3 separate regions of the Homo sapiens genome follow, and all the other regions are linked to region 2. Evidence: chromatin contacts called from ENCODE Hi-C or POLR2A ChIA-PET data. All regions are on one chromosome and are shown on one strand. Each heading gives the region's core, a stretch centred on a gene start or an enhancer-like site at or near the end of the contact. The rest is flanking DNA. Distances are from core to core; before and after follow the strand shown.

Region 1 (3,881 bases), core at 504-3,003, 370 kb after region 2:
CTACTTGATAGTTCCCTTTTCCCCAGTTCTGGCTATGTATTAGGATGGACACTGAACCAAGACAGCACAGGCTGGTAGAGAAGCAGTACTTCTAGAAGTCAACTAAAAAATGCCTTTATTTATCCAAGAATTAATTATCCTCTCAGCACATGGCTACCACAGCTAATTTTCAAATGGAGAATGCTGTATATTTTGCATCCTGAATGATAGAACGCACCATTGCCTCAAAGGCCATGTTCAAAAACCTGCCAAGTCCTTGATTCTGGTTCATATTTTTATTTTTATGTAAACACAACAGTATGGTTTCAGGGAAGTCTGTTTTTTTTTTGTTTTGTTTTGTTTTTTTGAGACAGAATCTCGCTTTGTCACCCAGGCTTGAGTGCAGTGGTGCTATCTCGGCCCACTGCAACCTCCACCTCTCAGGTTCAAGTGATTCTCTTGCCTCAGCCTCTTAAGTAGCTGGGATTACAGGTGTATGCCACCACACCCAATTAATCTTTGTATTTTTAGTAGAGACAGGGTTTCACCATGTTAGGCTGGTCTCGAACTCCTGACCTCGTGATCCGCCCGTGTCAGCCTCCCAAAGTGCTAGTTTACAGGTGTAAGCTACCATGCCTGGCCTTAGGCAAGTCTTTTAACTAGCATCCCAGCATCCTCTGGGACTCTATGGCACCTGTATTCCTCTGTTAACATTCCTTCTATATTGTAATTAATTTATTTTAATCTATCTGCCTGGTTAGACTGTCTCCCACATATTTGTATCCCCGGAACTTAACAAAGGACTTGGCACAGGCTAGGCTCCCTACAAATATTAAGTGAATTTAAAATGGAGCTTTAATTCCTGGCTTGAAGTCACCTCACAAAACATTTAGTGAGTCTGTATTACAAGCCAGGAGGACGCTATGAAAAATCAGATAGTCTTTCCCTTTAAGGAATTTGTATTCATTTCTATTAGAGTTAATAATAATAATGATAATAGCTGATATTTACTAAAGATAGGGAACTTTGTTAGGTACTTTATATGTACCTGAGTTACTGTCATTTTATAGGTGAAACAAGGGATGTACCCAATGGGTTAAGTTACTTTCCTGAGGTCACGCAGCTATCACGGGGCAGAACGAAGACTTTAACTCAGACAGTCTGACTGCAGTAACGCTGGCCCAACTATCATGTTGAAACGTACAGCACCGTGCCCATCCACAGTTCTCTCATTTATCAGAGAGGAGGTCCTGAATCCAAGTTATTGAAATCGTTGCAGACATTTGTTTTAAAGAGGAATAGGTCAAGATGACCAATCTGGGGAAGAACTTTTGCCAGGCAGTGCGTATGGGGAACAGAGCTGCGTTGGCCTTCTGTTAAAGCAGCTGGGGATTTCGGTTTTGGCTTCAGACCTGCACAACATTCAGTCAATAGCATTTATTGGGCGTCCACTGTGCAGGGTGCCCCCTGCTACTTCCTCTCCTCCCCACATCCTGGGGCAGGGAGGGGAAGTGAGGAAAGAAAAGCAAAGACAAGGCGAGGAGGATGCTGAGGGTGGGCAGGTGGGCACCCCCACCCCGCTGCGCCGGCCACGCCCCTTGCCGCTCCCTCGCCCCGGGGCCCACTTTAAACTCCCGCCCCTCGTAATAACGACCAATGGCCGACCGCGAAGCGCGCAGGAGGCTGGGGATTGGCCAGTGCCGAGGTTGCTGGGGCGACGGGTGGGTCCGGCGGGTCCCCGGGCGGGGCGGGGCCGGGGCGAGGGGTGCCGGGTGGTTTCCGCCCGGCAGCCCGCAGCCCGCTGCGCCCCGGGCCGCGTCTCCCGGCGGTGGGAGGGGGCGGCCCCCACTCGGTTCCTGGCCCCTCGCGGCCCCGTCAGCCTCCCGCTCGGGGTGCGCCGCCCTTCGTCTGGGTCTCCGCCCCCAGGACCCGCGGCCGAGAGCTCCGGAGCGCGGCTTCCCCGGCCGGCTGCGCGATGGGCTGCGGGAACTCCACCGCCACCAGCGCGGGCGCGGGCCAAGGTGAGTCCGGCGGGAGGCGGGGGCCGGCGGGGGCGGGCGGGAGAGGCGGCGGGAAGGAAGGGTGCAGGGATCTTGGGTGGGGGGCGCGCAGCCCCCTCTCCCCGTCCCCATTTTCGGGACAGGAGCAGACCGCCCGTTTCTGGAAAGACCGAAAGCGTGGCAAGTCCCCCGCGCGGGGGCGGTTGCGCCTGGAGCAGTCGAGCCTGCGGGGCGTCTCTGCCGAGGGAGCGCGGGGAGGACTGTCGCGGGCTCCCCTGCAGCCGCCGGGGCTCACCTGCAGCTGGCGGGTCTCAGGGCTCTCCTGGGGGAGAGGATTCCCGGACGTGGTCCCCGGCCGCTCCCCCACCTCCCACACTTGCTCCTCCAGGCCTCTCCCCCATCTCCTCGGAACCAAGGCGCTGCACCTGGAAAAGTGCAGCAGAGCAAGACAGGACTTTTCGGGCAGTGGTGGTGGGGCAGGAAGCGGGGAAGGGTGGGAGTGGGGTTGGGGAGAACTAGAAGCAGAGCTGCAAAAACGCATCTGTGTCTGCCTTGATGCCGAAGACCGGCTGGGCTGCTCTTAGGATTTCTCTGAGAAGCTGCAGCAGTAAGGATGTTTTACATATGTGAGACAGAGCTTTATTATTAACAGTCTGTTAAGATACTTTTCATTAAACACACACACACACACACACACACACACACACAAATAGAAACTTCTTTTTATACCACTTCATGTTGATTGGCAGGCAAGGTCTTCTAGCTTCCCCGGGCCAGCCAGGCTTTGTGTCAAGTGACTTTTGCCAAAACTCACCCTTCTATTTCACCCTGCCTATGTCTCGGGATTTAAGGTACCCTGGATCTGTTTTGAGTAATAACTGCTGACCTATTTCAGTGTCCTTTTGGATAAAGAGCTCCTATCTCCTCCAATTGAAGTCAACCAGATGCCACATCCTAGCCTAACCAGCAAATGCAAACAGCAGTCAGAGGCTGCGGTATTTCCTAGGCGGCTGTGGAGGCCCTGGCAATGACTTTGTAACCTTGGGCCTGTCACATCCCTTAACCCAGACGCCGGTAAAAAATGGAGTTTAAGACTCAATTTGAGTCTTGAATTAAATCCTGTCCTGGTGACAATGCAGAGAGCCACAGGAGAGCGAACTTTTTAGATTCATTTAACAGTGGGGAAGGTTAGTGTAGCACCTTATGCTAATGAGGGCAGACGGGCTTCAAACCTGCCTGTGGCCAGAAAGCTCTGCTTGTATGAAACAATGTCAGGGCCACACCCCGCACTCAAATTGTGTCTCAGTCTACTAGGTACTGTGGCCGTATGCAATCCACTGCATGTGTAGCCTACTTAAAAAAGGTGAAGAAAAGTTATCCACATTAAAAAAAATTGTAGGAAGGATTTGTAGCAGATTTCCCTTAAAATGAGGCTAGTTTCATGCATGTACATTTTGATTTATTAATGAACTGCTTGTCAGTTTTAGGGATGGGGAGGGGGTACCATTGCCAAATGAAAATCAGAATGATGGACCAGGCGCAGTGACTCATGCCTGTGTAATCCCAGCACTTTGGGAGGCTGGGGTGGGTGGATCATCTGAGCTCAGGAACTCGAGACCAGTGTAACCAACATGGTGAAACCCAGTCTCTACTAAAAATACAAAATTAGCTGGGCGTGGTGGCGCCTGCTTGTAATCCCAGCTATTTGGGAGGCTGAGGCACGAGAATTGCTTGAACCTGGGAGGCGGAGGTTGCAGTGAGCTGAGATCGCACCATTGCACTCCAACCTGGGCAACAAGAGTGGAACTCCGCTCCATCTAAAAAAAAAAAAAAAGAAAAGAAAAGAAAATAGAAAGATGGTAAGGTATGATGAGCTAGCTCTAAAATGTTAATGTAAAAATC
Region 2 (3,756 bases), core at 1,147-3,646:
ACCCACACATGAACATAATTGTAATAAAAACTACACTGCACAAACTTAAGAAAACAAGATTCTCCACTTTACTGAGAAGTTAAACATAAATTTTTGAGTGATTTGTGCTTGCCATTTATTGTTAGTTTGTTCAGCTGGCCACTAATATAAATTTTTTGTAATTAAAGTGATAACTGGGATTTTCAAATTGAGCATAGAATATATGAAAATACCAATTAAGGGTGGTCTCTCTTGACTCCAGTCAGGAATATGCCTTCTGTAGCTTTGCTCAAAATACCAGGGCAGTAAATGTAAAGGGGTCAGTAAGATGTCCAGAATGAACAGGTAGGGTATTCTTAAAGAATGAAGTGGCACTTATTCAACCTTTACCCAAGAATAAGCATTAAGTTTTTCGGTATCAGATTGGTTGGATTTTTTCAAGTCAGTGCCAGTATCCAAACCTATTAACAGAAATTTTTTTCCATAAATGAACAATAAAACTCAATAAAAAGCTAAGCAACCCAGACTGGCCGTGGTGGCTTATGCCTGTAATCCCAGCACTTTGGGAAGCCGAGGTGGGCAGATCACTTGAATTCAGGAGTTGGAGACCAACCTGGCCAACATGGTGAAACCACGTCTCTACTAAAAATACAAAAATTAGCCGGGCATAGTGGTGTGTGCCTGTAGTCCCAGCTACTTGGGAGGCTGAGGCAGGAGAATCGCTTGAACCCCGGAGGTGGAGGTTGCAGTGAGCCAAGATTGTGCCACTGCACTCCAGCCTGGGTGACAGACTGAGAGTCAGTCTCCAAATAAATAAATAAATAAATAAATAAAAATAAAAAGCCAAGCAACCCAATTAAAATATGGGTAAAAGATATGAACATTTTCTCCAAAGAAAATATATGAATGGCCAATAAGCACATGAAAAGATGCTCAGCATCCCCAATCATTAGAGAAATGCAAATCAAAACCACAAAGAGATACCATTCCACACTCACTACGATGGCTATCATAAAAAATAACCAGTAAAAAAGTAACAAGCCTTGGGGAAGATGTGAAGAAATCGGAACCCTCATACACTGCTTAGTGGGAAAGTAAAATGGTACAGCTGCTTTGCTTGGCAGTTCCTCAAAAAGTGAAACACGGAGCAATTGCCCTCCTAGGTATATACCCAAGAGCACTGAAAACACATGTCCACAAAAACGTGTAAACAAATGTGCATAGCAGCATTACACACAATGGCCAAAAACTGGAAACAACCCAAATGTACATCAACTGATGAATAAACAAATGTGGTACACTGATACAACAATATTAATATGCTATAAAAAGTAAAGTACTGATACATACTACATGAGTGAAACTTGAAAACATTACAGTATGTCTTTCGACGCCAGACACAAAAAGCCACATATTGTACGCTTCCATTTATATGAGATTTCCACAACAGGCAAACCCATATAAACAGAAAGTAGATTAGTGGTGGCTAGTGGGGTGGGGTCAAGGGGAAATGAGGAGTGATTACTAAGAGAGACAGGGTTTCTTTTGGGGATGATGATCTGGATAGTGGTCATATTTGGAAAACTCTGTGAATATATTAAAAGCCACACTTTAGAAGAATGAGTTTTATGGCATGTGATGTATATCTCAATTTAAAAATTGTCACTACAAAAAAAAGATGACATATATACGTAATATACACATCAATGTATATCGGTAACACATAGATATGTGTCATCTCTCTCTGTAAATGAGCATTTGGGCTTTTAAATTTGAGATATGCTCCGTGTATATAAAGAGAAGAATGAAAGAAAAGGGTGACGGGGCACTCGCGGAGCCCTGAACAGGCATCTGGGGTGTGCCCGAGCCAGCCTCGCAGCATCTCCATCCCAGCTCACCTTCAGCCATCACTCATACACCACCCGCCGCCTGTCCCTGCCTTGGGCGCCCGGGACCGCTTGTCCGCGGTGGCCGCGGAACAGCTTCCCTCAGCCCGAGGTGGGGCAGGCGCGGGGGCCTGGGCTCGGGCGCTGCCCGGCGGCCCGGAGAGGCGTCCGCAGGGGGCACGGCTGCTCGGGCGGGGCCGCTCCCTCTGCTCCCCGCGCCCCCGCCGCCGGGTCCCGAGCCCAGGCCTCTCGGCCCCACCTCCCTCCCGCACCTGATGCGCCCGAACGCGGCGCCGCGGCCGAAGCCGAGACTTCCCCTCCATGGTCACCTGTTCCGGAGCGCGGCGGCGGCAGCGGCCGGTGTGAGAAGGGTCCCCGTCTCCTCAGACCAGACCGAGACACCAGGGGCGGGGGATGGAAGGGGCATTCACCTGGTGCCCGGCACCGGTGGTGGCGGGGAGGACAGCGGCTCCCAGCCCACAGCTCCTTCCTGCTCCCGCGCCTCCTCGCGCGGCTGCGGCCCCAAGCTGACAGCCCGGCCGTCGGCGCCCGCGGCCCCCTGACTCCCCGCCGCCCCGCCCCCGCGCGGCAGCCCCGCGCAAGCGCAGCCGCGCCGCCGCCGGGGAAGCCCGGGCCTTGGTGATGTGGCCCGCGGGGCGGCGACCCGGAGCGACAGCACCGCCCCGCCCGGACCCCGGCCGCGCCCTGGCAGACAGCTGTCGGGAACGGGGGCGCTGGATGACGGCAAGGGGGCAGTTTTCTGGGGAGCCTGCCCAGGAGAGAAGGGCTGTGGCCTCCTTCGGCATCCCTCTTCCCCACCAGCCCACGCACGCCCACTTCACCGCCTGCTCCAAGGTCCGAACCCCCGAATCCATGACTCATGATTTCTCTTCTCAGACCAGCGGCCTCTTTTTGGCTGAGGTCATGTTTCTTGCAGACTGGAGTTAAAACCGAACCACGTGTCTTTCGGCCCAGCAGCGCATAGTGTGGGCGGTGCAGGAGCCGAGACGGGCAGGAACCACCGCAGGAGGGGGTGAGGTTTAGGGCAGCCCCATAGCACCCTCCCCGTGCCAGGCAGGTGTAGGCGCCAAGCGCATGGGGCGCTGAAGAGTTGGCTGGGGTGCCAGGCTTTTCAAGTTTCCCCACACTTGCTTTTAAACCTAGATCAAACTGATCCAAAGTCTGCATGTAAATCCGAGAGCTCATTTATTTTATTTACAAAACTATTGAGCATCTACTGTGTATGATTCAGGGAATGAGACACACCCCAGGGATACTCCAGTGAACAAAAGAAAGGTGTTGGTCCGAAGACAGTTATTTTAAAAATTACACAGCTAATGCCATAATGCCAGGATTGGTGGCTCATGCGTGTAACCTCAACACTTCGGGAGGACCAGGCGAGAGGATCGCTTGAGGCCAGGAATTTGAGACCAGCCTGGGCAAACACAGCGAGACCTGGAGTGGCTAGGAGACTGAGGTGGGAGGATCGCCTGAGCCCAGGAGTTCAAGGCTGCAGCGGGCTATGATCGCATCACTGCACTCCAGTCTGGGCCACAAAATGAGACCTTGTCTCTAAAACAACAACTCAAAATTACACAGCTAATGATACTCTTTTCCTCAAATCAAAGCTTCTACCAATTCCAAGCCACACCAGTGATTTAGTAGCAGCTTTTCTGGTGCTGAAGGACACCAGCATACATTTATCCATGTTCTTTTTTTTTTTCCTTATGCTTTGCGATCAGACTTTGAGCTTTAACCTTAACCTTCAGGGTGAAGGGTGCTTCGGTATCACTCTTGGCCATCTGCAGTCATGCTTTTTATAATGACTCATCCTGGTGTTCCTCACCACCTAAAAATGAAAGTATAATTGCAAGGAATATGGAAAAGCAGT
Region 3 (3,794 bases), core at 770-3,269, 480 kb before region 2:
TTTTGAGAAAGATTTTCCCTTTTAAAAAAATGCCGTTTTTTTTGTAAACTAAACTTTTGTCTGAGTTTCTTAATGTCCCTTTCAGATAAAATTTCAGAGGGGCAATTCAGAGGTTATAAACCTTTGAAGGCTCTTGATAAGTGTAACCAAATTATTTTCTAGAAGATTGTATCTATTGATGCTCCAACCAGCAGTGTGTGAATATGTCCATCTTACTATATCCCAGCTCCTTTGATTAAGCTGTCATCCAGATTCCTGATGGAGCCTTCCTCTATCTCAACATTCATGCTTGCATTGAGTTTTTGGTCCATACTAGATTATAGGCTTCTGGAGGCCACAAACTGTGTCCCCAGTCCCTGGCGTATGACAGACTTGTAATAAAATAAATGTTTGTTGCATACATGCTTGCATGTCTGAATGAATGAGCCAAGGAAGGTAAGGAGAGGTTTCACTTGATCTGGGAAGAGAACAGAACTTTCTTCAGATGTCACAAAGTATCTTATTAATGGGCTTCCAGGGATAGGGGGATTCATGAATGGACAAGTAGCTTGCTGTAAAGCCACCTCCATACCCTCAGTGCCTGTCCAAGAGTCCTATAATAGATCATCCTTAGGATTCAAATTCAATGAAAAGATACATTTTCACTGCTACTCACTAGGTACCCATTACAGGTGTTAAATCATTTAGTCTTCTCCACAGCCTGGCGAGGAGAACTGGCCTCATCCTCATTTTTAGGTGGGACTCAGAGAAGTTTTGTAATTAACTTAAAGTAACCCAGCTAGTAGTTGGTGGAGCTCGGATGCCCTGGCTCATCTGACTCAAAGTGCTCTAATAAGAACTTCTCTCTGCAAAGCGTGGGCTGGCATCTGCGAGAAAAATTTCTTTTTGTGATTTAGGAGGAAAAACATATGGAGAAACCCTATTGTCTGAATGCTGCGTCTCTCCCTAATTCATGTGTTGAAACCTAATCCCCAATATGAGGCTCTTAGAAGGTGGTGGTCTTTGGGACGTGATTAGGTCATGAGGGAGCCCTCATGAATGGGATTAGTGCCCTTATAAAAGAGACCCCAGAGAGACCCTCACCTCTTGTGCCATGGGAGGACACAGTGAGAACCAGGAAGTGGGACCTTTCCAGACACCAAATCTGCCAGTGCCTCGATCTTGGACTTTCCAGCCTCCAGAACTGTTTGAGCAATAAATTTCTGTAGTTTACAAGCCACCTAGTGCAGGATATTTTGATATAGCAGTCCAAATGGACTAAGACAAGGAACGATCCTTGAGCTGAAAGGAAAATGAACAATTGCTCTGCAGTTGGAAAGACACAATGATAGCTCTAGGAGGCATTGTGCACTCAATTGTCCTCAACTGATTGGAGAAAGGAATTCAGTTATGAGGAAGTTCATTTAGTGAGAAGGTCTAAGAGCTCTTCACATGTCTCCTATGACTCTAAGAAGGGTGATGGCTGGCAGCACCCTGAGAATGAAGCCTCTCCAGGGAGCTGTGTGTTGATGGGGCTCTCAAGTTTGGGAAGCAACCCCCCTAACAGGAAGTGGGGGTGGGAGACAGGGAGAGAAAAACCAAAGCAAACCCATAACTCAAACTGTATCTTTCTTCTTGCAAAAGTGAAAGACATTGCTGATCGTTACACACACACACACAAACACACACGGCAGATGGAGCTTCCTGTGTAGTATTTCTGTTACTTATATCTCCAGAAGGAAGGCCTGGGTATATTTTAATTTTATTATTTTCTTTTCTTAAACATTAAAAAAATGATTTCCACTAGCCCATACCAGAGACCCCAAAATACACTGTAAGTAAAAATGTGATGTTTGCCACGTGAATGCAGTGCCAGCACCTCTCTTCCACCAGGTCCACGTCCCTAAGCCTTTTTATATCTGAATTCTGGAGTCTCCACTGACCCCTTCCCCATAGTCTCTTTTATGTACACCCTGACTTCCCAGCAGCAGAGTGCCGAGATGGAAGCGGATGAGGGGAAGTGAGAATAAGTCTAAAATAGCTGTCTATTAGGTTTCCTGTTAAGTAGGATGTGGTCAGTTAGCTTCGGTTATCTGTAAGTCTAGTTCAGGCTGTTCCTGTTAACAGCTGAGTATTCACGGGGCCCCAGAGCATGGAGGTGCTTGCCTGGGAAGGAAAGCAATTATCAGAAATGTTGGGGCCCAGTCACTACCTTGAGGAAAACCGGTGGGATTTAGCCTTTTGGGAAATAAAGGTGGTGTTCCCTGTGGCCATCAGCAGCAGTGGCAGGCAATTTCAAGAGCTTCAGGAGGTGACTGGAACCATCTAGTCTCTGGTCATTTGGGGGATGAGATGACATGGTTTGGTTCTTAACACATAGTGGGAGAGGCAGTGAACTGGTGCCTTCATTCTAGGGGGTTATTGAAAAGGAGGTTTTTAAAACTGGAAATGACAACATGGAAGGAGCCTTTAAACAGTGCATGTCCAAGGCATGTCCAAGGAAAAGCCGTTTTCAAAAGAGTCACCTGTCTTTACTTGGCATTTCCAAACTTGCCTCAGATATCTTTCTGAGGGACTCTTAACGTATTGGTAGAAATTGGATGCAACTCCTTCCTTTCCCAACCCAACTCAAATTGGTTTAAGCAAAAAAAAAGGGCCCCCCCTTTTTTTTGGCTCAGGGAACTGAGCCAAACTCAGTGTGGCAGAGACCAAGCACCCTAGCATGTGATTGTTCATGCTGTGTCTGTCTCCTCATGGTGGCAAGATGGCTGCCTGCGGTTCCAGCCTCCATCCTAGCCTTTCAGCAGTCCCAGTAGAAAGAGAGAGTACTTCTTTTTTCCAGCAGTTTCCACAAAAGTTCTGGAATGTAAAGTTCTTAAGGGCAGGGATTTTTATATTTTGTTTACTGTCATCCCCAGCTCCTAGAACGGTGCCTGTCCTACAGCAAGTGTTCAGTAAAAATCTGTTGAGTGAGCAAATCTCATTGGTGTGGCCGGGATCACATGCCCAGTTTGAGAGTAAGGTTGGGAGTGAGAGAAAGAAAACTGGAGATGCTCTTATCCAAGACAGGCATCAGATCTTGTTTTTCTGATGAATAACAACCAAGAGAGGCAAGAGGTAAAAAATATATAATTAGATTTTAAAAAGTCTTGCACTCTTAGGTAGTAGGTAGTATGCTAGGAAGTTTTTTGCCACTAGGAAAACCTATTTGGACTGAAAATGGCCGCATGAACTTTTGATTCTGTTTACCTCCTGTTGCTAGAAGACAAATGTGTTCCTATGGCTTGAAGAAGCCACAGGACATATTTTTCTCATGTATGCATGCCACTTGTTGAAGATGGCTCACCACCATGTCTGCCTTCCTGCCAGTGGGAAGAGGGAGAGAGGTCCAGCGGAGGGCATTCCCCTTGGATCCATCACTTTTGCTTAAATCTCACTTAGCTCCAGCCATTTATGTCTGTGGGGGAGGCTGGGAAAGGTAGTCTTCATTCCGTGTGGTCATGTGCTAAACTTGTGTTTTCTTTATTCTAAAGGAAGACAGAGAATGGATATTGGGGGTCAACCAGGAGTTCTGCTGCAAAAGGTTCTATACTTTAGTTGGTCAGTGCTCTGAGCCCCTGTTGAATTCAGGCCTATCTTTCATAAACATCTGCTTAGTCAGTGCACTGAGTTGATAGTGTCCCCGCCCCCCCCTCCAAATTCATGTTCTTCCTGGAACCTCAGAATGTGACTTGACTTGGAAATAGGGGCATTGCAAATATAGTTAGTTAAGATGAAGTCAACCAGGTGCAGTGGCTCCCACCTGTAATCCCAGC

What was found. A loop is a pair of places that touch in the nucleus more often than their neighbours do. ChIA-PET counts read pairs that join two places held with the same protein, here RNA polymerase II (POLR2A). Pooled maps may share reads with other maps.
Region 1: a loop to region 2 is called in a pooled map, with 8 times the contacts of the local background. The contact joins the promoter of C12orf75 here to the promoter of SLC41A2 in region 2. A Hi-C loop is called at or near these places in 2 of 37 single-sample maps with no recorded cell type and 9 of 50 pooled maps.
Region 3: a loop to region 2 is called in a pooled map, with 3 times the contacts of the local background. The contact joins the enhancer-like site here to the promoter of SLC41A2 in region 2. A Hi-C loop is called at or near these places in 7 of 37 single-sample maps with no recorded cell type and 3 of 50 pooled maps. POLR2A ChIA-PET finds 5 or more read pairs at or near these places in 1 of 52 experiments (GM10248).

The regions. Positions count from the first base shown.
Region 1 is chr12:105,328,938-105,332,818 of GRCh38, forward strand. It overlaps C12orf75 (chromosome 12 open reading frame 75), which reads left to right and starts at 1,754. Exons shown (of 6, transcript NM_001145199.2): 1 at 1,754-2,000. The coding sequence starts at 1,955. RefSeq lists silencers at 1,390-2,049, 2,080-2,179 and an enhancer at 2,836-3,379.
Region 2 is chr12:104,955,894-104,959,649 of GRCh38, forward strand. SLC41A2 (solute carrier family 41 member 2) reads right to left here and starts at 2,397. Exons shown (of 11, transcript NM_001352171.3): 1 at 2,195-2,397. RefSeq lists silencers at 1,786-2,115, 2,306-2,575.
Region 3 is chr12:104,476,537-104,480,330 of GRCh38, forward strand. The region is part of intron 1 of CHST11 (carbohydrate sulfotransferase 11); the gene reads left to right. Among named protein-coding and RNA genes, the nearest start is that of CHST11, 21 kb to the left of the region's middle. RefSeq lists an enhancer at 2,185-2,234. Within about 2 kb of position 2,020, at least 10 of the 41 ENCODE cell types and tissues checked have a DNase peak (open chromatin) inside an H3K27ac peak, as active enhancers do.